3 separate regions of the Homo sapiens genome follow, and regions 1 and 3 are each linked to region 2. Evidence: chromatin loops called from intact Hi-C (ENCODE). Cell type or tissue: CD4-positive, alpha-beta T cell. All regions are shown on one strand. Links, peaks and the distances in the headings refer to the core of each region. The heading gives the core; the rest is flanking DNA.

Region 1 (7,446 bases), core at 774-5,773, 170 kb before region 2:
ATCTTCTGCCACAACTAAGCACCTCTTTACCTCTCTTAGCCTCTGTTTTCTCATCTGTAAAAAATGAAATTGAACTTTATGATCTTTAGGGGACCTTCTAGCTCTAACATTCTACAAGTATAATGAATTTTAAGAAACCTACAGTGGAAAATCTCCCAAGCCCCTCTATGAACAGCAGAACTGAGCTGAAAGGGCACAAAGAAAATGTGGTTTCATTTTAAGAGGAAACTGTGAGGTGCTGTTACAGCAAGCTATTTCTGTGATCACCTGTGACAAAAGAGAAAAGAGAGCTGTGTCAGCCTGGCTCCTATTATAAGCAGCTACACAATCCTCTGCATACTGTTTAAGAGCACCTATGTTGTAGAAAGAAAAAGAGGTCTATATATTTTGGCATCTTGTTACTCTGTCACATTCCATATCGGGGGAGCTATTGGGAGAGAATGTTCTCTTAGGAGTAACAGTGGGATAGTTCTCCCACACAATCAGAAGTTGGGTCACCTCCAGCACAGTTCCTAAAGGCTGGCTCCTGTGTGTGGAAAATGAGACACGTAAAGGCAATGTGGTAAGCTAGTTAATAGGATAGAATTTATTCATCAATAAAATTGTTCTTTGTTCTGAGAGTATGTCTTTCCTATGGGAATAGTAAATTTTTCTTTCTTTCATGAAGTGATGACAATAGATGGTAGATTTTCATTTTTGTTTATTTGTTTAGTTTTCAGTCCTTACTTGGTGGAATTAAAACCACAATCTTGTATTGGTCTATTAGTCAGGGTTCTCCAGAGAAACAAAACAAAGTATGTATATATGTGGAGAGAGAAAGATTGGTTTAATTCCCTAAACCAGCTCTGGGGGCTGGCAAGTCTGAAACCTGCAGGGCAGCCTGGATGGGTGGAAACTCCGAGAGTTGATGCTGCAGTCTTGAGTCTGAAGGCAGGTCAGAGGCAGAATTCCTTCCTCTTCAGGGGACCTCACTCTTTTCAGACCTTCGACTGATAGGACAAGGCCCACCCACATTACAGAGAGTAATCTGCTTTACTCAAAGCCTACTGATTTAAATGTTAATCATATCTAAAAACTACTTTCAAAGCAACACCTAGACTGGTTTTGACAAAACAACTGGGCATCATATTTTCCATTTTATTTCAATTTTATTTTAATACTCCATGAATTTAACAAGTCTGGAAACGATGAATCTGGCATTATTTTATCCAAACAGTTGTCTCTGAGCAGCACAATCCTAAATCCTCTACTTGGGTTATCACAATCTCCAAAGAAAGAAGTGCATGTAAGACGCCCTCACACTATTCTGAAGTTTTCCATGTGTTCTAAAAGGGCTTAGAGGAACAGCTTATTATTTTTTAGAATAATCCTTTGCGTAACAAAAATACAAGTTATTTCATTTGTGGTATTTTTTCCTCTTAATCTAGTGTTCAATCAGAAATTATTTGAAGACTGAGTGAGTGTCATACAAAAAGTAAAAGATTCAATGCCTCTAATAATTCAATATCCAATAATTTTAGATAAATTATTAAAGAGTGTTAGAATGTTGAACATTTGGTTTGTTCCTCTCTTATTCTCCTTGCTCCCTCCCTCTGTACCCCACAAACACCTATCCAGAAAGTCATCTTGTATAAGAGAAGGATCCTCCTGAATCCCATCTACCACCAACCCACAGCATATGTTTCCTTGAAAAAATTTAAATAGTCCCAGCTATTGGAAGAGCTCTAGTGTTCCCCAAGACTAACTGGGTAAATAACCAAGTTGCTGGCCATCTTGCTGTGGACAAGCTTGTTCCTTTTTGTCCTGATCAGATAGCTCTGAAACTAGAAAAGACAGCACCTGGGCCTCCTGCTAAGTTTCTCTTCACTGTTCCTGCCTACTGCTTCTCACAAAAGCCCCAGAAAAATGTGGGGACCCAGTGAACTGCTGTTGCCCTATAGAGACAATGGAGCACCTCCCTTGCTTAAAAGAAAATGCAGAGGGAGTTGAGCTAGTGACATGCAAAACCACATTTCCTTTGCTGCCTCCATCTCTTCTCATCTTCATACCTGTGTCAATAAAGTATGGGGAAATAGACTCACATCTTGCAGGACTACACTGCTTTTCATCAAAGTACGGAAGAAATTTCTATCCCAGATGGACACAGATTAGTCTCATCTCAGATGACAAAGTGAACCAGCATGTGGGATATATAAATATCATAGGAAAGTACTAAAAATGTAGAGCTAGAGGGACCTTCAGGAGTCTTGCAGCTTTTATTTGATTTGATTTGGTTTGGTTTGGTTTTAGCAGAGGTCTTTGTTTTAAAAAAAATCCTTCAAGAATTACAAAATGTGAAATGTATAGGAAATAGAGCTGCTGCTGTTCTGCTCGAAAGACAATGGAGATTATTCGACCGAAGTCCCCATTGTATCCCTCTCAGTGACAATCCCCTAGTTTCTCAAACCTTCTATCATGAGCCTCTGAGGCAGCTATGAGAGACCAGCAGGCCCCTGGTTACCTGCAAAGCACCTTTTACAAACTGCTTGTCTACTCTAATACCTTTAGGTGGCCTAAGTCAGTTAAGAAACTTCCAAACGTTCTATACCTTGTTAGCCACAGAGGCAAAGACAAGCACCAAATCTCGATTCCATTTCCAAAGCTCCCATGACCTGATACCACTTCTTATTTTTATTACACAAGATCTTCTTTCTAATGGAATAGTAAGCTATTTCTCCACAGTCTGCTGGACCACAGAAACAGCCAGGAGAGGACTACACAGTTGGAAAAGAATAGGCAGCACAAGTTTTCTAGGGAATCCAGAAGTAGCTTAGATGTCTTCATCCTGAAAGTCAACCAGAATAGACTATGGGAAGAGTAATAGCAGTAGAACTTGCATAACAAATGCTGCTTTACATCAAAAAGCCAGTTTCAGCAAAATTTGTTTATAGGAAATTTCAAAGCTTACACACGTCTATTGTGATTACCTGGTTGGAGGTGGGGGAAATCGCTTACCCTGCTGCTCCTCACTAGATCTTCAAACTAAAGCAGCTCAAGTTATATATTGTAGTCATATGTTCAAGGGCCTGTGGGTACTGTGTGGCTAGGATTTTCTGGTCAACAGAAGAAAATCACAGCAATGTGTACAAAAGCCCCCAGATGTCCCTTATCATATTAGCATCTCTTGTGCAGAAATATATTTTTTGGCACCATATCCTGGAACCAAAGAGAAGGCTAAGGTAAATGGAATAGCAGATGAGCTCATAAGAAGCCAAATTCCAATCTCATACCTGAACGAATTTGAAATGGAAGCTCACTTAGATACAAAGAATTTTAGAACAAGATCTGAAACTCAGTTAAGTAGCCCTCTTAGTCATTACCACTAACTTGGTGCTCATTACAAGTAAAAGGAGGACTTATCCAATTACCAGTGCTTGGTTTCCTGTTGCGCTAATGAACAGGAAAACAGACTACCGCTACGAAAGAATTCATGCCTCTGAGCAGCCAGCGGCTTAGCCACATGTCTGGGTATGCCGAATTGTTCTGATCAGTCAACTTAGGTAAACTCTCATTACTGGTAGATGCCAGAAATAGCACCAGCAAAATCCCCTAAGAAAACCCCAAAATGAAGTTTATGCTATTCCTTCCTCTTTCCTTTGGAACAATTCCATCCTAGAACTATCAGGTGCAACAAGCAAGGTTAGGGTTAGTCCTCATTCACAGGGGCATAGTGAGGTGTGTTTGAGCTGGAGCAAACCAGGAGGGCCTAGCATGGGGTGGGTGGGGAGGTCTGATGCAGGCTATCAGATCTAGAGTGGGAGGAGGAGGGCACCCATGGGGGCAGTGGGGAGCAGGAGATTGGGGGTGGGGTGCCAGAGCCTCAGTGGGCAGAGGAAACATCAGCAGGGGGAAAGGTTATTAAACAAAAATGAGGCAGATGTCTCAATTAGTAGAGGTTTATTAAGCCAAAGTTTGAGGACGACCCAGGAAAAACACAAGTCACAGGAGCATCTGTAACCTGGGCTTTCCGAAGAGGGTTTGGGGAACTCATTACTTAAGGGGAAAAAGCAAGCAGTGGGGGAAAGGGAAGGAGGGTAGGCAGTGAAACAAATAGTTACATCCTTGTGAGGCTGTAACTAGCACTAAAGGAATCTATGTTTTACATAAAAGAAGGTGAACACTTGAAAAGAGAAAGGAAAGAGACAATTATGCATCCATCTCAAGAGTAGGCGCAGGAGTGGTTCGTGTCTTGTACTTGTTCTGTACCTTGGAAGATAAGCTCGTAATTGACATGGTCAGGGTGAGATTTAACAGAACTCGGTTTTAGGAGTTAAACTTAGGTGGCAGGACCAAGGTTACAATTGGCATGTGTTGCTTTTATAGGGGAATATGTATCCTGAAAGATTTTGGAGCTAACAAGGAATTTCCTTGAGAGCAATCTGTGAAGGGGGCCATCTGGGGATGTATATGGCCTTTTGCCGTGTTGGGAACCTGGCTTACATACAATGTTATGACATAGGATTGTGAAATGACAGCTATCTGTTTCAGGAAGAAGGAAGGCAATATTTGCATGACTCAGTTCCCAGGCTTAACTTTCCTTTTGGCGTAGTGAGTTTGAGGTCCCAAGATTCTGATTTCTTTTACAGGGACAAAGTGGCAACACAGGGTTGGTTATATAGGAAGGAATTTAAATAAGTAAATATATTAAGAAATTGAGCAGTTCGGTTTCTCATTCCTCAAAGAGTTACAAATATGAAAGAAGAGAACCAGAATGAACCCTGTGAGTCTGGTTGCAATTGAAGATAATGGGGTAAATGCATGATTTTCAATAGATAGATAAGATACAAATCTAGATACACACAGATGTAAATGTGCTTTTGTGCTTGGCCATTGAGAAGGGGGTCTGGGAGAGTGACCCCCAACAAAAGCGATGAGTAACAACTAGAACCCAAATACTGCTTTCTAAAAACTGTTCACTAAATCCGGGCCCCTTTTGGAGAAATGATTGACTTTAGGGTACAAGATAAGTCGAATATATTTTTGTTCCAGAAAGTACAGAAATACTAAAAAAAGATGGGGACATGACAAAATAACAGAGAACTATATTGAAGGAGTCCCCACTAGCCAAATCAGAGGCAATGTAAGCACCCAAATACTTAGTGAATCCATTGAATGAAATAGGAAAATCTGTGTGATGAAATGAATACATAAATTGAGTTTTTCATAAGAGATGAACTATTTACATAATCTCAAAATACATCCTTCCAAATAATTATTAATTACAAAAGGGAAAGAATTACTTTTTGGTGGAGAAGCCTAACAGACTCGACTCTAATCAAGTGATCAACGTTGATGTCAGGCAGTGAGGATGAGGAGGGGGTAAGAAAAGATGTGAGACTGCTGAATATTTTCCTTAAGAAAATACAATTTGGGCTGGGCATGGTGGCTCATGCCTGTAATCCCAGCACTTTGGGAGGCCAAGGCAGGCAGATCACCTGAGGTCAGAAGTTCAAGACCAGCCTGGCCAACATGGTGAAACCTCGTCTCTACTAAAAATACAAAAGTAGCTGGGCGTGGTAGTGGGTGCCTGTAATCCCAGCTACTTGGAAGGCTGAGGCAGGAGAATCGCTTGAACCCGGGAGAGGGAGGTTGTAGTGAGCCAAGATTGAGCCATTGCACTCCAGCCTGGGCGACAAGAGCAAAACTCCATCTCAAAAAAAAAAGAAACAACAACAAAAAAGAAAATACAATTTGACCTTTAAAGACAATATGAATGTATAACTGTGGTAATTTATATATATATATATAAAATATTGAAAAATTTTTTTAAATCTTTGTTATTCTTAGGTCTTACTCATTGAAAGCTTACTCATTGAAAGAAAACAAATAACAAATATTATCAATTAAGACTATCCAATCATAACACAGTGCTTGAAACAAAATATAAATGGAAATGCTTTTACTAAGAAAAAAAATCATATAATGGCTCCCAAATTGAGAAATCCTTGATCCTTCATCAAATCATTGATCCTTAGAGTTTCAAATGTTAGCAAGTTGAAAGAAGCTACTTTAAATTGCTAAAATAAATACTATCATTAGTATTCACAAATTCTTGATCCTTGATCATCAAAGTTTCAAATGTTAGCAGTTTGAAATCATTAGTTATTATAAGTGATAAAATACTATCTAGCATTTGTGGAGTTTTACTCAAAGGCAAGCATTGTTCTTAAGTTTTATAGACATCATCACATTTAGTTTTCACAATTTCTTTATGAGGTAGGTACAATTATCTCCATTCTACAGATGAGGAAACAGGTGCAGAGAATTTAAGAACCTAGCCCGTCATACTATTAGAGGGGTGAACCCGGGTAGTTTAACTCGTATGCCTGTGTATTTAATCATTGCACTGACTGTTTTAATCCTTAATTCTAACCCTTAGTTCTATTCCTTCTCACATTGAATCAATCATCTATGATCTATTAATGTTGTCCCCCAAATCATCTCAGTCCCTGTGTACTTTGGCTGGAGTAATAGATTATTTTTTAAAGTAGAGGTTTATTTTAGAGATAATCTTGCTTATCTAATTTCCTCATATTGCAGACTTGCTGCAGTTTTACATCCAGTTCACTGATCAACTATCAAACTGAAGGATAGCTTGTCACTGCATCTGCAGTGACTCACTTGCCTTGGGGAAAAATACATGTCACACATTTACATTTTGGCTTTTAAGTGAGGAAACTTCATGGTTTTCAGAACAGAGTAAGATTCTTGAAAACTAAAACAATAAATCCAATGCTGATTGTGATCAATGATGAATACCTTGTGTCACTTGCAAAAATGTACAGCTTCTGGAGGTGTTTTCCTGGTCTTGGGGCTGGTGATTGTGATCATTATAACTACTGATGAGTTACCAAATTCCAAAGTCCCCCACAGATGGTTTGTGTAAACAGAGCCTGTAATAAGCTATCCTGTAGAGACATTTCTTTGAGAAGGTTTTAAACTGCTAACTATAGCACCAGTGATCTTGAAACTTTCACTAGTAGAGGCTTCAACATTTCAATGAGAGGTCACTTTGGGACAGTGTGGTGAGAGTGGTCGCTAAGGAGAGATTACTTGGGAGCCATCTACAATGGTCTAAATGGCCCCTCCTCAATGAAGGGAGGCAGAGACATTTCTGTGAAGTGAGACTGCCCATATGTAGACATACACACATACATACATACGTACATACATTTGCCAAAATGATGTATTTGAGCCAGCATATTAGGTTCTTTTTTTGCTTTTCTGGGTGGCAGTAGTACAAAAGAAGGAGCAACTAGACTAAAAGTCCAAAGGACATGGGAATAAATAATAATAATACATAATAATAAAATGCTATACAAAAACCACCAAGTGCCATGAGTTGTTCTAATACTTTACAATCATTAAATGAGTTCATCCTCTTAACAAACCTAAAAAGTGGGAACT
Region 2 (7,446 bases), core at 1,174-6,173:
TTTTTTTAGACAGAGTCTTGCTCTGTCACCCAGGCTGGAGTGCCATGATGTTATCATAGCTCACTGCAGCCTCAATTTCCTGGGCTCAGGTGATCCTCTCACCCCAGCCTTCAGAGTATCTGAGACTACAGCTGCATGCAACCACACCTGGCTAATTTGTGTATTTTTTGTAGAGATTGGGTTTCATGATGTTGGCCAGGTTGGTCTTGAACTCCTGGAGTCAAATGATCCTCTCTCCTTGACCTCCCAAAGTACTGGATTACAGGCATGAGCTACAGTGCCCAGCCTGAGAATTTTTTAAAAGTCATTTTGAAATTGGGTTTCAGGTTCTTGCCTGTATTTTTTGAATATGGTACTGCTCTAAGACTGGAAAATGTGGACCACAGATTTATAAATACTACACAAAATACTAATCCTAAACTATAGAAATTTCTGGACAAATTTTGAGTAATGTGGGTGGTTACCTAGCTATTTTATGAAACTGCAGAATTAAAGGCCTTTATCTGTAAAAATAACCTCATCAGATTGTTATGATTTTAAAATAAAAACACCTTCACACCTCCTAGAAGACTCCAAGGTGTAAATATCCTCTTTAAATGTACCAGTAAGTAGACTAAGTCCTAGAAGAGTATAATTTTTTTTTTTTACAAATAAAGTTTATTGTACTGTTTGGGGGATGGTATATTTATTACTGCTAAAAAAATTACCATTTTGAATTGCTAATTGGCTATAACAAAGATCAGTAATACAAATTTAAAACATTCATAAAACTGAGCTGAAAACATGCTCCCAAGCCTAGTGGGCAGTAAGGAATCTGGCCAATATACTGTACAACTTGAACATTCAGTTCTTAAGTAGTTTACAACATGGTTTAGCCCTCTTTTAATAATAATAATAAAAAGGTAGGAATATCTTGTATTCCTCCCGCTAGTTGGATGTATTAAAGTGCTTTCACAAAACTAAGACCATGGTGTTAACTCAATATAAAAGGTTGAAAAGATGTTCCTTCTTTTCTTCAGAAAGTTAATGTTCCCTCTCCATATTTGTATTTGCTCAAAGATGAAGCTTTGCATCTGGGAAGTCCTTGAGTAGAGTGTCTCAGAAATAGAAAGCCTGGACTCTCAAGGCTTCATTCCTTTGGCCAACATCTTTGGAGCCTCTCCTTTATGCAAAACACAGTGGCCGGTGCCAGGGCAGCACACAAGCGTCCACAGGAGGCAGGCCCTGCTGTGAGGGGCCAGGGAAGGGCCCAACTAGGAGTGCCAACAACCGCCTAAAATACAGCAGGGCGGCTGCACGGTTAACGTGCGTGTAATTGACTACAGCAAGAAGGATGAGGATCTGTCCATAAATGCCAAGTTCCCCTTCCCGTCGAGTCCGTGTCCCCCATGAAGCCCCGGGTCTAGAGAGCTGGGTCTAGAACTCGCCATTCCGCCCTGAGGGTGTCAAGTGCAGCGTGGAGAGACCTGAGGGGGAAACAAAAAGGCCGAGACAGCCGAAAGGACCAAGCCCGCGCGACCCCCGAAGGCGCTGACGCACGTAGGGCGGCCGGGCGGGGGTCCCACAGGCCTTCAGCGCCGCTTTTTGCCGGGGAGGGAAGCCCGCGGTTCTGCGGACCGCGCCGTCGCGGTCGAGGGTCTGCGCCAGGCTCAGGGTAGGGCGAGGGTGTGTCGCCTCCCGTGCGGCTAGGCCCGGGGCTCGGGGGTGGCCTCGCGGCGAAGCCCCGCCCCCGGCACCGCCCCTCAGGCGCGCGAGCCGATCCCGCGCGCGCCAACCCTTTCCCGGGTCATCGCCCCTCCCCTCTTCCGGGCCGCGAGCCCCCTGCGCGCCGCTTTGGGGCTGCGCTCACTCGTGTGCGCGCTCGTCCGCCCGCCAGTCCTCTCAACGCGCGCTTGGCCGCCCGACGACGCGGGAGCCGCACGCGCCGGACGAGGCTCGCTGCGCTCCCTGTTGCCCAGCGCGGGCCCGTTGAGGCGGAGCCCTCAGTTCCCGGCCAGGACACGGTCTGGGCCGCCGAATCTCCGGCCGAAGAGCGGCGGCGGCAGCGGCGGTGAGGAGACCGGGCCGGGGAAAGGCAGACATGGCGGGGCTGTGGGTATCGGGGGAGGGTGGTCCCGTCGCCCCTGCGGCCACGTCGAAGGCTCGCTGGCGGGCGGCGCACCGGGGACAGGGGAGGGGCAGGGGATGGAACCAGGTTGCATGGGCTCCGGCTCGGCGCCAGAGCGGGGCTGCGGGCCGCGAGGGCGGCCCGCGAGGCTTTCCGCGGGACCCTCGGCGGGCGCCTGAGGAAAAAGACGCCGCCTCAGGGCTCCTGCCACGTTTCCCACAGCGCGTTACATTCCGCCTCCGGGTGGGCGACAACCCCGCGGCTTCCCACCCTCTGTCCACCCCCTTCGCGTCGGTGTTTTTTCTGGAGCTCCGCTTGTTTGCTGGAGAGTCGCGCCTCCGGGAAGCCGGGTCCTCGAACCCAGGGCCGCCCGCCGGGGACAGCGGACCCGCGGGGCAGGCGCACCCTGGCGAGGATGTTGTCGGGGAGGCTGGGCATTGGGCGCCAGGGCCCTTCCCCTTGAACTTGGGGAAAACCGGGATTGCAGAAGTTGGGCGCAGCTCAAGGCGGTTCTTTCAAGAGCGGGTGGAGATGTTTGATCCCTCCTCACCTACCTCTCTCAAAACCCCAGCGGGAGAGCCTAGCAGCAGGTTTCGATGGCTTCAGAAAGTCCAACTCTTAGCCCCTTGGAAAATTATTTCCCCTCTTCATGGCTTTGTGGCGCCGCTGAGGTCGGGCCGGGGCTCCTCACCCCACGGGCCAGTCTTCTCGCGCCCTCCACCTTGGGAACGTCTATCAGGAGAAAAATGTGTTCCTAGAAACGTTTGCGATTAGCTTTTCGTTACAAGGGAGGGAAAAGTACAAAAGTTATAAACTCCTGCGAGGCCGAGCTTGATTCTGGATTCCCTTTGGGTTTTATCCACGCAGCCGTGAGCAGAGGAGCCTTGTGGAACAAAGTAGAACTTGAGGAGCAGCCGCCGCGGTGACGAGGTCCCAGGATGACGTCACCGTGCGATATTTAAAATGGGAGCCTTTTGCTCTGAGTGTGGGTGGAGGACGCCTACTTACTCAAGACGCCTGAGGTCTTCTTGGCCCTGCTTGCCTCTGGTGGTTCTTGCCCTGACTGTAACTCTCCCTCTTTCACCTTTTGGTACTCCTAGAATACTGGTGGGAGTGGGCTTATTTTTCAGCTGTTCGAGCTATCATTTCTTCAAACGGGGAAAACAAAAGTCCAAATGAGTCATCTTGTGTTACAACCAAAAGCAACCACTAAGTGGTTCTTTCCTTCTTTTCTATTTTTTTATATGAAGCAGAGCAAACAGAAACAAATCCAGAACTCAGATATGTGGCACATAGTTGGCAAATGTAATGAATGAGGAGAAAGATCTAGTTAAAAGATTCAGTACATTTCTTTAGTGTGGTTCCTTGTTTGCTTTGCTGGAGTGGAGGCTAATGTAGTTCCATCAGCAAAACTTTCTTCCCAACCCGTATATTAAATTGCCTTGGGTTTTCTTTTCCATCGTATCGTGGTGGAATATAAACGTAGCTTTACAAAGTGGAAATGGCTTACATTTTTCAGGAGGAGGCTGCACAGCAGTCGTGGTGGGCTGGGGTTATGTATACGTGTACACTCGTGTGTGGACCCATGCCCGGTGCCTGCTAGCTGGCTGTAGAAGGTGAATTTCTCATTCTAGGGTTCTGGGAGGAAGATTTGTGTGCCTTCCCCTCCATCAGGCTATCTGCGGCTGCCAGCACACCTCTCAGATAACTGTGTAGAATTTATTTCACAGTGAGGTTCCTTGTTTGAATTTGCACTTGGAATAAAGGAGTCATATTCTGAAGAGAGACTGAAAGAGCAGTTTGAGAAAAGAAAGCTAACAATCAGCTTTATTTTTTTGGAAATGTGGGAACACAAACTACTGCTAGGTTAGTTGTTTTTATGCTAAACATAGCAGAGGCTGTATGTTTTTAATACGTAATTGGCTCCCAAAAAGGTGATGTTGCTTACTAAAGGCAGCATCTTAATAACTCCAGGTTACAGCAGCCAGATGAATGAGCTCACTGAGTAGAGACAACATACATCAAAACAATCTTAGGACAAGGGTTTGCCCTTAAGGATTAATCAATGATAAATCAGATATACCATTTTTAAAGTCCTTTGAGGCAATCCAAAATGTAGCTAAATCTCTGATTATTTCTTTTAGTTTGTTTTTCTGCGGGTGACCTGAATTTCCATTTCTTAAATATGTCCTGATAGATCCACTAGTTTTTGTGTCTCTTAACTTGTGGATAAATGTATCTCTCTTCCTGAAAGAGTACTTTCGGAAAGTCAATGCTGAAATTTTTTATGTAGAACAGTTTTGGGATTTAATTTATATACCATGCAATTCACCCATTTAAAATGTACAGTTCAATGGTTTTAGTATATTCACAAAGTTGTACAACCATTACTATAGTGAAATTTAGTAAATATTTTTATCACCTCAAAAAGTAACCCTGTACTTATTAGCAATGCTCCTTTTCTTGGTTTCCCACTTCCCCGTAGGCCACTAATCTGTCTTCTGTCTATATAGATTTGCTTATTCTGGATATTTCATATCAATGGAATCGTACAATATGTGGTCATTTGTGACTGGCTTCTTTCCCTTAGTGTGATGTATTCAAGGTTCACCCATGTTGTAGCTTATATTAGTACTCATTCGTTTTAACTGCTGAATAATATTCCATTACATGTATATACCACAGTATTTGTCCATTCCTTAATTGGTAAACATATAGATTGTTTTTACTTTTTAGCTATTATGAATACTGCTGTGGGCATTTCTGTGTTCAAGGTTCACCCATATTGTAGCTTGTATTAGTACTCATTCCTTTTCATTGCTGAATAATATTCCATACGTGTGTATAACACAGTATTTGTCCATTCTTTAGTTGGTAAACATATTGTTTTCACTTTTTAGCTATTATGAATACTGCTATGGGCATTTCTGTACAAGGTTTTGGTGTGGACATATGTTTTCATTTCTCTTGGGCAAATAGAAGTAGAATTGGCCGTGTCATATGATAACTCTGTGTTTAACCTTTCTAGGAACTGCCGAACTTTTCTGTTATAAAATAGCTCTACAGTTCTAGATTTTAAAGTAGACTTTTTTTATGTTTTAAAGTTCAAATCATTTCACAGAATTTTAAACTTAGATTATTGCAGCTAAATATTGACACACACAGTAACATCTATGTCGTATCATTTATTATAGTGCTTCTCTTTTACTGATAGGTGTGGTTTTATTTTAGCCAACAGGAGCAACGTGCTATCTTTATGGAATTTCTTCATGAAGCTAAGTGATAAGATTTTTAAGTAGTATTTTATAATAAGGCCTTTATGGCATAAAGATAAGTAGATTGTTCTCTACTTCAGATATAAGCCAAAGAAATACAAGATAAAATTGGAAGGAGGAAGGGGAGAGCTGTAAAGGAGGTATATCTTACAGAGCTTCATCTTCCCAGTTTTTATATTTTGTTTTTCTGAGAAAACATGTTTTATCTTTGCAGGGAAAAAAATGAAGAATGAAATTGCTGCCGTTGTCTTCTTTTTCACAAGGCTAGTTCGAAAACATGATAAGTTGAAAAAAGAGGCAGTTGAGAGGTTTGCTGAGAAATTGACCCTAATACTTCAAGAAAAATATAAAAATCACTGGTATCCAGAAAAACCATCGAAAGGACAGGCCTACAGGTAAAGGATTAGATTGGATTAAGCAGAGGCTGATCAACCCCTGAGGTGGGTTCAAGGCCGGATGATTGAAGGGTGTGCAGACCATGCCTACAGGTGTTTCATCTGCAAAATATAGAACTCTGGGGTGTTTGTATATTTTCTCCTTACTCATTTTAAAACAAGTATTTGTTGGCGGAGTGGTGGAGTCCCACTGCCTGGACACAGGAGGCCAATGCTATGGGGTCAAAGGAGTTAGTCTTTTGTGGTTATAGCCTGGCTCCTAACAGTGCATTTCTGTTTATCACAAATACTTAGGGATTTTCACAATTCTAGAGGACCCCTAATAACACATTAATGGGCATGGTAGGAGTTGAAAGAAGTGAATCTTGCATCTAAAAGTAAATTACATGTTATATGTTCTTTGAAAAAAAAAAAAGTATGGAAAAAGGGAACTAAGATTATCAGACACCTGATATGTCGTTAATACAAGAATAATCTCATTTATATATTTGTGGTAGAAGTCAGTGTAACTATTTTCTAGATGAATGTGACTCACCTGTGATCCACGACTAGTAAATAATGGCTCTGGGATTTGCTTTTCTGGGAGTTTTTTTTTTTTGTGGTATTGTTTTTGCTCTGTCACCCAGTCTAGAGTGCAGTGGTATAACCATAGCTCACTGCAGCCTCAAACTCCTGGGCTCAAGCAATCCTACTGCCTCAGACTCCAAAGTAGCTAGGATTATAGACATGTGCCAACACACCAGGCTAATTTAAAAACAAATTTTTTTTTGTATAGATGGGATCTTGCTGTGTTACCCAGGTGAGTTTCAAACTCCTGGCCTCACGCGATCTTCTCCCTTTGCCTCCCAGAATGTGAGGATTACAGGCGTGAGCCACCATGCCTGGCCAAGGTTCTGGGATTTGAACTCAGGTCTACATGACCCCATGTTTTCATGGGCTTTCTGCACACCACAGTGTTACCACTGTTTTGGCACTGAGAACGAAGGTAATTCTCACTTGGAGCTGTCTTTTGTACTCTGCTGTATAAGGTACATTTACAGCTTAAAGTAAAGAAGAGCAGACTCCTATAAAACATGCCCTGGCATGCTCACTGTAGTATTTATGTGACTGCTCAGGAACCTCAGTTGAGAATGTTCTGCTAAACTCAGCTGCCAAACATTGTCCCATTTTGTGGATGTGGCCACGAGAAATAAAAGTGGAACAGTGACTATAGTGATAACTACAGAAATACTCTTTTATTTGTGTATATTGATGTCCCCAAAGTTTCCTACACAAATCAACACTTTGTGCTTTGATGTCAGAAGGACTTCCTTTCTGCCACTGGGCTCTTGCAAGTACAGCACTATTCAAGGAGTCTAAAAAGGAGGTAAACATATTATTTGCTAATTTCTCATGTACTGAAAGTCAAGTGAGCTTGTGTTCTATTGACAAGAAGAGAATCAAAATAGTTTATTTTCCTTTTCATTTTTAATCCAAAGAGGTTTCCAGTAAATTGGAAAATGAATTAAAATAGAAATGTGCACGCTAACACAGGCTCAAGTCATTTTTTATCTTATCTCTTGATTATCTTAATTTTTTTTTTGCATATTTTCATTTCCAATAGAGTGAACAGCTTTCGTTAAGTTAGAACTGTTGAGGCTTTTTACTCTGATTTAACTGACATTGGATG
Region 3 (7,380 bases), core at 2,381-7,380, 180 kb before region 2:
CTTTCCATAGCCTAGTTCACAACCTTTTTTATATGCTAAAGAATTTCATTGCTACATAGAGCTGAGGCAGTGCACTGAGAATGAGACCATTTACGGTTTTGAGGGATTAGCTAACCATCTGTTGGCAACAAGACCTAAAAGAGTTTGCAGAGGGTAGGGGAGCTCTTTAATAAATGTTTCAGTTAGTAATAGGCAAGCTTCAGGTTCTCTCTGCATACCAGTGTTTCCCAGAAAACTAAGCATTGGAATCAGATAGCAGAATGGAACCATTTTTCCTTTGGTGTATAACTTGTGATAACTACTGTTTTGTCTTATTATCTAAAATGCGTAATAATAAAACTTAATAAAGCAGAGCTCGTGAGCTTCCTTTTTATGTCAGTTTCCCATTTTTAAAGATGTATACTCTATTATCAAATAAAGCTTTGAGATTTATAATTCACATATTCTAATGTTGCTGGAAATTTGACCTAATCAGATAATAACTGGTAGAAATGTATACGTGCTCACAATTGCAGTACAAGGAGCAAAGTGATAAATAAGATGTATATTAAATTCTGTTTAAGTTTCCAGCAATTTTTGTACTCATTGGAAAAAACAAGGCTCAGATATTTGAGTTTACCTCATGAGAGCAGTTGTTTACATGTGCTTACAATATTAATGTTTTAGAGGTGTGTTCACATAGCTTACAGTAACTGTTGAGGGAACTGATAACCAATTTAACACTTGGTTTTGACAGTCTCATCAAGTCCCACCATTGGCTGATACTATATATATTTTTAAAAACATTAATATTCACAAGTATGCTAATACTTTATTTCATACCATTAAAGTACAAATGCTTCATTATCTTTCTTTTAGCCAGACTTTGGAGTTCAAATAAAATAACTATGAGTTCAATTTTTAAAGGAAAGGAGGAATTACAAAATGTATTTTTTTCTGATGAATCAGCTAAAACTTTTTTTTAAACTAGCTCCTGAGTGGCTCTCCGCTTACTCCATTTGAAAAGCTAAGCAGATTTAAACTGGTTAATTCTGGCAGACATAAATTTTCAGGTCCACATTCCTAATTCACCTTCAGCATAAAAGTAGCGCTGTTTAACTTTAATAACATGGCTTGAACTTATAAAAATGTGTGAATATATTCTGTATTTTGAAATGTATTAGATATTTGAAAATGTTTTATATTTTTATAATTTTTATATTTTTAAAAAACAATTGAGGTAGCATACTTATACTCTACTAAGTTGAGAGATATAAAAGTAATATTTCTGTTATTTATGGTATATAATGAACATTTGTGAGTTGAGGAATTACTGGCTGTTGGATCTTGGCAGATTGAATTTACTGCTGTATGGAAAATGATTGAGTATAATGCATTTCTTCTAGAAAATAAAATTATCTTGATAAGGTTTTAGTAACTATAAAATGGAAATGTGAAAAATGTTAGATGCTTTGATTTTCTTTAAAAATAAATCTAAATAGTTTATTGAATTTTTGACTTTTATTTGCATTTTTCTGGTTCTGGTTTTTTTTTTTTCAATAAACATAATTTAAGAACATGATTTACTGTGTTTTAGGGAGGAAAACTTGTTCAGTATTTCTGTTATTGAACCTCATAATATTATAGATATTTTTGCAAGTGTGTACTTCAGAAGGTTTCATGAAGAAAGCACTATAATGTAAAGGCCAAGAATCTGTAAAGGTAAATTGCTGGGTTCAGTAGTATTTTTTTATATCGTGCAGTAACATCTCTAGACTAGGATTAAAATTGAATAATTAAGTTCTTAGAAAGATTTTGCTATCCATAAGAATTTAATATTACTGAATATTGAAGCAGAAATTATTAGGCCACATTGTATATTAATACTAATATTCTTTAGCATTTTTCCTCTAATTCACAGACTATCAGGGACTCTGATTTTACTAAGATTTGTATGTTCTTAAAGTGACTTATAGAAAACAAAATTTCTCAAGTCTTTTGTTTCTCTTTTTTTTCCATAGGGGTACCAAAGTCTGATCTCTTGCACACCAAATCATTAAGGGGCCATAAAGACTGCTTTGAAAAATACCATTTAATTGCAAACCAGGGTTGTCCTCGATCTAAGCTTTCAAAAAGTACTTATGAAGAAGTTAAAACCATTTTGAGTAAGAAGATAAACTGGATTGTGCAGTATGCACAAAATAAGGATCTGGATTCAGATTCTGAATGTTCTAAAAACCCCCAGCATCATCTGTTTAATTTCAGGCATAAGCCAGAAGAAAAATTACTCCCACAGTTTGACTCCCAAGTACCAAAATATTCTGCAAAATGGATAGATGGAAGTGCAGGTGGCATCTCTAACTGTACACAAAGAATTTTGGAGCAGAGGGAAAATACAGACTTTGGACTTTCTATGTTACAAGATTCAGGTGCCACTTTATGTCGTAACAGTGTATTGTGGCCTCATAGTCACAACCAGGCACAGAAAAAAGAAGAGACAATCTCTAGTCCAGAGGCTAATGTCCAGACCCAGCATCCACATTACAGCAGAGAGGAATGTAAGTAAAATGGGGAGAAAAGTAAAAGTTGGGTGGTTTGGGATTTTTGTACATTTGTATAGATGTGTAATGGGTCAAGAATTTTGCTGTGGAATCATAGATTTGGGAAACATTGTATTTAACAGGTTCACCTTAGCAAAAATGAGACATCTTAAAATTTTTCATTCACTGGGATTCTGTCTTCTAAGCATTGAAGTTAAGCAATTTCCATGTTTGTTTTGCCATTTAAAATGATTACACTAAATGGAATCAACAAACTGTGAATTGGAACATCTAGGACTCGTATAGTTTAGAAGTACAGCTTCATCTGTTGGCTAATACACATTGTCATGTTGCTGATCCCTGTAAGACTAATTGACTGGTGGTGGCATTTCAGAAGCAAAAATGTGACATTTTACTAAAGGCCAAAGGTAATGTGTGCACTTATTGTAAAGTTAGAAAGGGTGACTCATTCTCTCTACATCTATTTCTACAAAAATTTACAGAAGCTGAGGTGATTTTAATTGTCTTGAAATCATGTTTTCAGAGCCAGAAGGGACCTCTGCTATCTTGTTATACAACTTCTTGATTCTAAATGTGAATTATTTAAGATTCTACATCTAGACAGACAAATTTATTTTTCAAACTGCAGGTTATAAACTATCTAATGCTTAATCAAAATAAGCTTAATGGGTAGTGACTAACACTTTTTAAAAACTGAAACCGAATAGGAGATACCAGAATTCATTGGACCTACTACTATTTTTTGGTGAAACTTTTATTTCATTGGAGGGTGGTGATGTACTGGGAGTGATAAAAAATATGTTTCTGGCCAGGCACAGTGGCTCACACCTATAATCCCAGCACTTTGGGAGGCCAAGGTGGGAGGATCACTGGAGCCCAGGAGTTCAAGACCAGCCTAGACAACACAGGGAGACCCCATCTCTACAAAAAATAAAAAAATTAGGTGTGGTGGCACACGCCTATGATTCCAGCTCCTAGGGAGGCTGAGGTGGGAGGAATCACTTGAGCCCAGGAGGTTGAGGCAACAGTGAGCCATTGATCGCACCACTGCACTGCCACCTGGGTGACAAAGTGAGACCCTGTCTCAAAAAAGAATAAAAATAAAATTTTCTTACCATGGGTTGTGGTCAGGGTTTGAAAACTTCTACTCCACACTTACGAGCGTTAATGGTTGAATACTGGAGTACTGCTGAATGTTGTGTTGGCAGTTAAGTGCTGATTTTTAAAAATAGGATATTGTGTTGGTGATGTAAGCAGCATGTTTTCCTAGGTTGTTGTGGTAATAGTGAATACATTTTCATGTTTCAGTGAATTCGATGACTCTTGGTGAGGTAGAGCAACTGAATGCAAAGCTCCTACAGCAAATCCAGGGTAAGAATCACTGTCAGTACTTTTTTGTGTGTGACAAATTTTGACATAGAAAATCATCTATGATAGGACACCACTGGCTTTATCTACATTTAAATTTGGAAATGAGATATTCAAACCTGTTAGAGTTTCCAGAGCAAAAAGAATAAGAAAGAAACAACTTTCAACTGCAGAGGAAATACATTTTTCCTTTTTTTTTTTTTTTTGCGACAGAATCTTGCTTCATCACCCTAGCTGCAGTGCAGTGGTGATCCTCCCGAGTAGCTGGGACTTACTGTCATTACACCCAGCTAATTTTCTATTTTTTATAGGGAGGGGGTTTCATCATGTTGCCCAGGCTGATCTCGAGCTCCTGGGCTCAAACAGTCCTCCTGCCTCAGCCTCCCAAAGAGCTGGCATTACAGGTGTGAGCCACTGCGCCCAGCCACATTTTTCTTTTCTAAGTGAAAATGGAAACTACCACCTCTTACTAACATTTTATTGACTACCCACTATTGCACCAGGCACTATGTGGGAGTCCTCCCAAACAGTTCTTTAAGGCATGTGATATTAGTCTTTTTTGTTAAATTATAAACAATTTCAAACATATATAAAAGTAGTGAGACTAGTATAGTGAACCCTTTAAGCCATTTTCACCAGCTTCAACTGTTAGCAAAGGCATAATAATCAGTATCTCTACTTGCATCCATTCCCATTGCACTACCAGTAGCATGGATTATTTTCAAACAAATCCTAGCTAACACACTGTTTTTTGTCCATAAATAGTTTAGGATTTCCTCTAAAAGAGATAACTTTTTAAAAAACAGTCACAGTCTCATTATCACACCATTTAAAGTTAATAATTCCTTAACGTCATCAAGTATAATGCTAACACTAACAAGTAATGTTCAGATTCCGCAGTTGTCTCCTTTTCAATTTATTTCCTTTTAGATGAGAAAATTGTACTTCAGAGATGTTAAGTTGCTTACAGAGATCATGCATCCAATCAGTAGCAGATCAAGGATTTAAACTCCAAAGCTTAACCACACAGCCTCTCAGAATAATAAAAATAATCACAATAATAGTTGTAGTAGAAATTTATGAGTACTTTACAAATATGATCTCATTTAATTTTTACAGTAGCCTGGTGAAGTGCTTACTATCATTATTAATGTTACACAGAAAAGGAAATTGAAACCAAAAGTTGCTTGCCTGAGGCACGTAAGAGTAGGAACAAGGATTCAAAACTCTTAGTAGTCTGATTCCAAAGCCTCTTAGAGGGGGTTCCAGACCTGAATACTAACAGGCACTTCTTGTCCATAAATCACATTATGTACTAATTGAATCTGTTTATAGATTCTAATTGAGAAAAGTAGCTCAGCTACAGTAGCAACCACCATTTTTGCTGTGTATCTCTGTAGTCACTTGATGGAGAAGAGCCAAATTCCATTTGGCTATGTAAAGTATACAGATGCCTAGGATGATCAGAACTGATATGCTTTGTAGAGAACAGAACTGTTTCCTTGGTATCAAATCAGTTTCATTGTGACACTTTGCCCAATGCATAGATTTCAGTTAGAGTTCTTGAAATATAAATCATAGCACCGGCTTTCTGCATACTAAAAATGAAAGTTTTTAAATCTTTTACAGAAGTTTTTGAAGAGTTAACTCACCAAGTGCAAGAAAAAGATTCTTTGGCCTCACAGCTCCATGTCCGCCACGTTGCCATCGAACAGCTTCTGAAGAACTGTTCTAAGTTACCATGTCTGCAAGTAGGGCGAACAGGAATGAAGTCGCACCTACCCATAAACAACTGACCTAAACAGACTTACTTCGTATGCCCTGCCCTTTATTGGTCTCCCAGACATGCAAACTTTGAAGAAGTTTGAAGAAAGTTGTGGTCCGTTTTTTTATGGTCATTAAATTTGCCAAACATAAGGCAGTATTTAACATCTTTGTCAAATAAAGCAGATCATTATACTCTAGTCTTCTAGGGCTAATCATTTTGGCTCATTTGGGGACTCTTTTTTCCCAGAATTACTAAACAAATTTTATCACATGTGACTACTTAAATATACTGTTACAGTGTCATTTTATTAAACATTTTAATTCACCTGTCAAAACAACAGATTAACTCCTTAGTGTAAACTACTAGAGATAATTTTTAAGAGGGAAATGGAATTCATATCACCTCTTATTTATTATGAGCAATATTTTAATATAAAAATTTTATATGTGAAAATGCTATTTTAGGTACTTTGCCATTCTCTTTATAAATGTGTATTTGAGTGGTTCTGTATATTTATTTACATTATCATGTGTGAATATGTTCACCCATATTTCAGGTCACTGCATTTTATTCTCTTAATACAATGTTTTCACAACGGTTACCTTGCTTTCCAAAGATAAATATATTTTGGATTAGAAATCTGAGTTGTTTTAATTTCTAATACCTCTTGTAAAAGAAGAATTAATAACTTTTTAAAGCAGTATTCAGGTAAATACAATACATTATTTTGTTTTCTAACAAAAGCAGTTCTTAGTTCAGGAAGAAAAGACTAATCTGGCTTCTATGTCAATTTGTCTCCATAGAAATGAAAGCCTCCTCTTGCTTCTTTCATTATTAGCTTCACACCAGTGACTGTGATGCATTAGAATTTGGACAGAGTAAGTCAAGCCTCACTTCCAATTCAAATATAATGTCTATCTTCAAATTGAGTGTGCTGTGAAATTGTTCTGTCTTTGAAAAAAAAAAGTAAGATTATTTTGTGTGCCACTTTGGGTAAAGTTTCAAGAATACTTAAACTGTCCAAATTGTATTATCACCATCATTGAACTTAGTGCTCAAAGAAAGCATTGTGAGGTATTTTTCTAAACTTTAGACTCTATAGAGAAATATAGGATTGTTCTACAGAAGAAAAGCAAAACTCCTAATTAAAAAAAAATAAACCTATGTATTAAGAGAATGTTCTCGTAAGTTGCCTATGATGCTTCCAAAGAGTTTTTATCTAACAGATTGTGCCAAACAGCTAGATAAATTTTAATAATGTATTACAGTAAAGGCTATAACCAATGCAGAATTAAAATGGGCTCTAAATTCTGTTTTTAACTCATGTTTAGAATGTACTTATGAGGTAGATCCTTGCTTGAAAGTATCTGCTGAAAAGCCCAGTAACGTGGCAGCTTCATGCATAAAGATATAAATGACATTTGCCTTAAATTTGGCAGCCTACCCTGGCTTGGGTCAGATTTTGTTGTTGAACACAAGAAAGTATTTAAGCAAAGAAACACTTCAGTTTAATTGAAAACAACTTTTTGTAATGCTGACGTGTTAAATTGGCCTGAGGGTATTAATTGATATCTGTTGATTTTGTTTTTCTTTGAAGTATAACATTACTTTTTGGAGGGAATTTTTGAAAGATGCTTTCGATTTCTCTCAATTCTTTAAGTCATGCAAAATGAATTTAAAATCCAGGGAGTATGGATGCATTGC

Evidence for each region. A loop is a pair of places that touch in the nucleus more often than their neighbours do. Peaks named below come from ENCODE experiments on the same cell type or tissue, not always from the same donor. Only the 100,000 strongest peaks of a DNase experiment are listed, where the experiment ranks them.
Region 1: it touches region 2 in a loop (2.8-fold over the local background); 12 of 110 quality-filtered maps call a loop at or near these places.
Region 3: a loop joins it to region 2, with 4 times the contacts of the local background. A loop is called at or near these places in 12 of 110 quality-filtered maps.

What each region holds. Positions count from the first base shown.
Region 1 is chr21:17,776,753-17,784,198 of GRCh38, reverse strand. C21orf91-OT1 (C21orf91 overlapping transcript 1) reads left to right here. Exons shown (of 4, transcript NR_038871.1): 4 at 6,580-6,795. All of the region lies in intron 2 of LOC124900465 (a long non-coding RNA gene), which reads right to left. Among named protein-coding and RNA genes, the nearest start is that of C21orf91-OT1, 12 kb to the left of the region's middle. RefSeq lists enhancers at 1,609-1,658, 3,513-3,732. In CD4-positive, alpha-beta T cell, for the core only: no CTCF peak of the experiment used is centred there; DNase peaks (open chromatin) are centred at 1,958, 3,478 and 4,518; H3K27ac peaks cover 3,701 bases.
Region 2 is chr21:17,607,303-17,614,748 of GRCh38, reverse strand. It overlaps BTG3 (BTG anti-proliferation factor 3), which reads left to right and starts at 1,848. Exons shown (of 5, transcript NM_006806.5): 1 at 1,848-2,050; 2 at 5,597-5,777. The coding sequence starts at 5,605. It overlaps BTG3-AS1 (BTG3 antisense RNA 1), which reads right to left and starts at 3,063. Exons shown (of 1, transcript NR_149073.1): 1 at 635-3,063. It also overlaps a transcript of CXADR not described here. In CD4-positive, alpha-beta T cell, for the core only: no CTCF peak of the experiment used is centred there; DNase peaks (open chromatin) are centred at 1,808, 2,578 and 3,058; H3K4me3 peaks cover 2,636 bases; H3K27ac peaks cover 1,837 bases.
Region 3 is chr21:17,791,739-17,799,118 of GRCh38, reverse strand. It overlaps C21orf91 (chromosome 21 open reading frame 91), which reads left to right. Exons shown (of 5, transcript NM_001100420.2): 3 at 2,001-2,537; 4 at 3,849-3,911; 5 at 5,538-7,380. The coding sequence ends at 5,704. It overlaps C21orf91-OT1 (C21orf91 overlapping transcript 1), which reads left to right and starts at 6,610. Exons shown (of 4, transcript NR_038871.1): 1 at 6,610-6,642. The region is part of intron 2 of LOC124900465 (a long non-coding RNA gene); the gene reads right to left. RefSeq lists an enhancer at 4,990-5,159. In CD4-positive, alpha-beta T cell, for the core only: no CTCF peak of the experiment used is centred there; DNase peaks (open chromatin) are centred at 3,843, 4,228, 5,218 and 5,628; H3K4me3 peaks cover 2,324 bases; H3K27ac peaks cover 4,675 bases.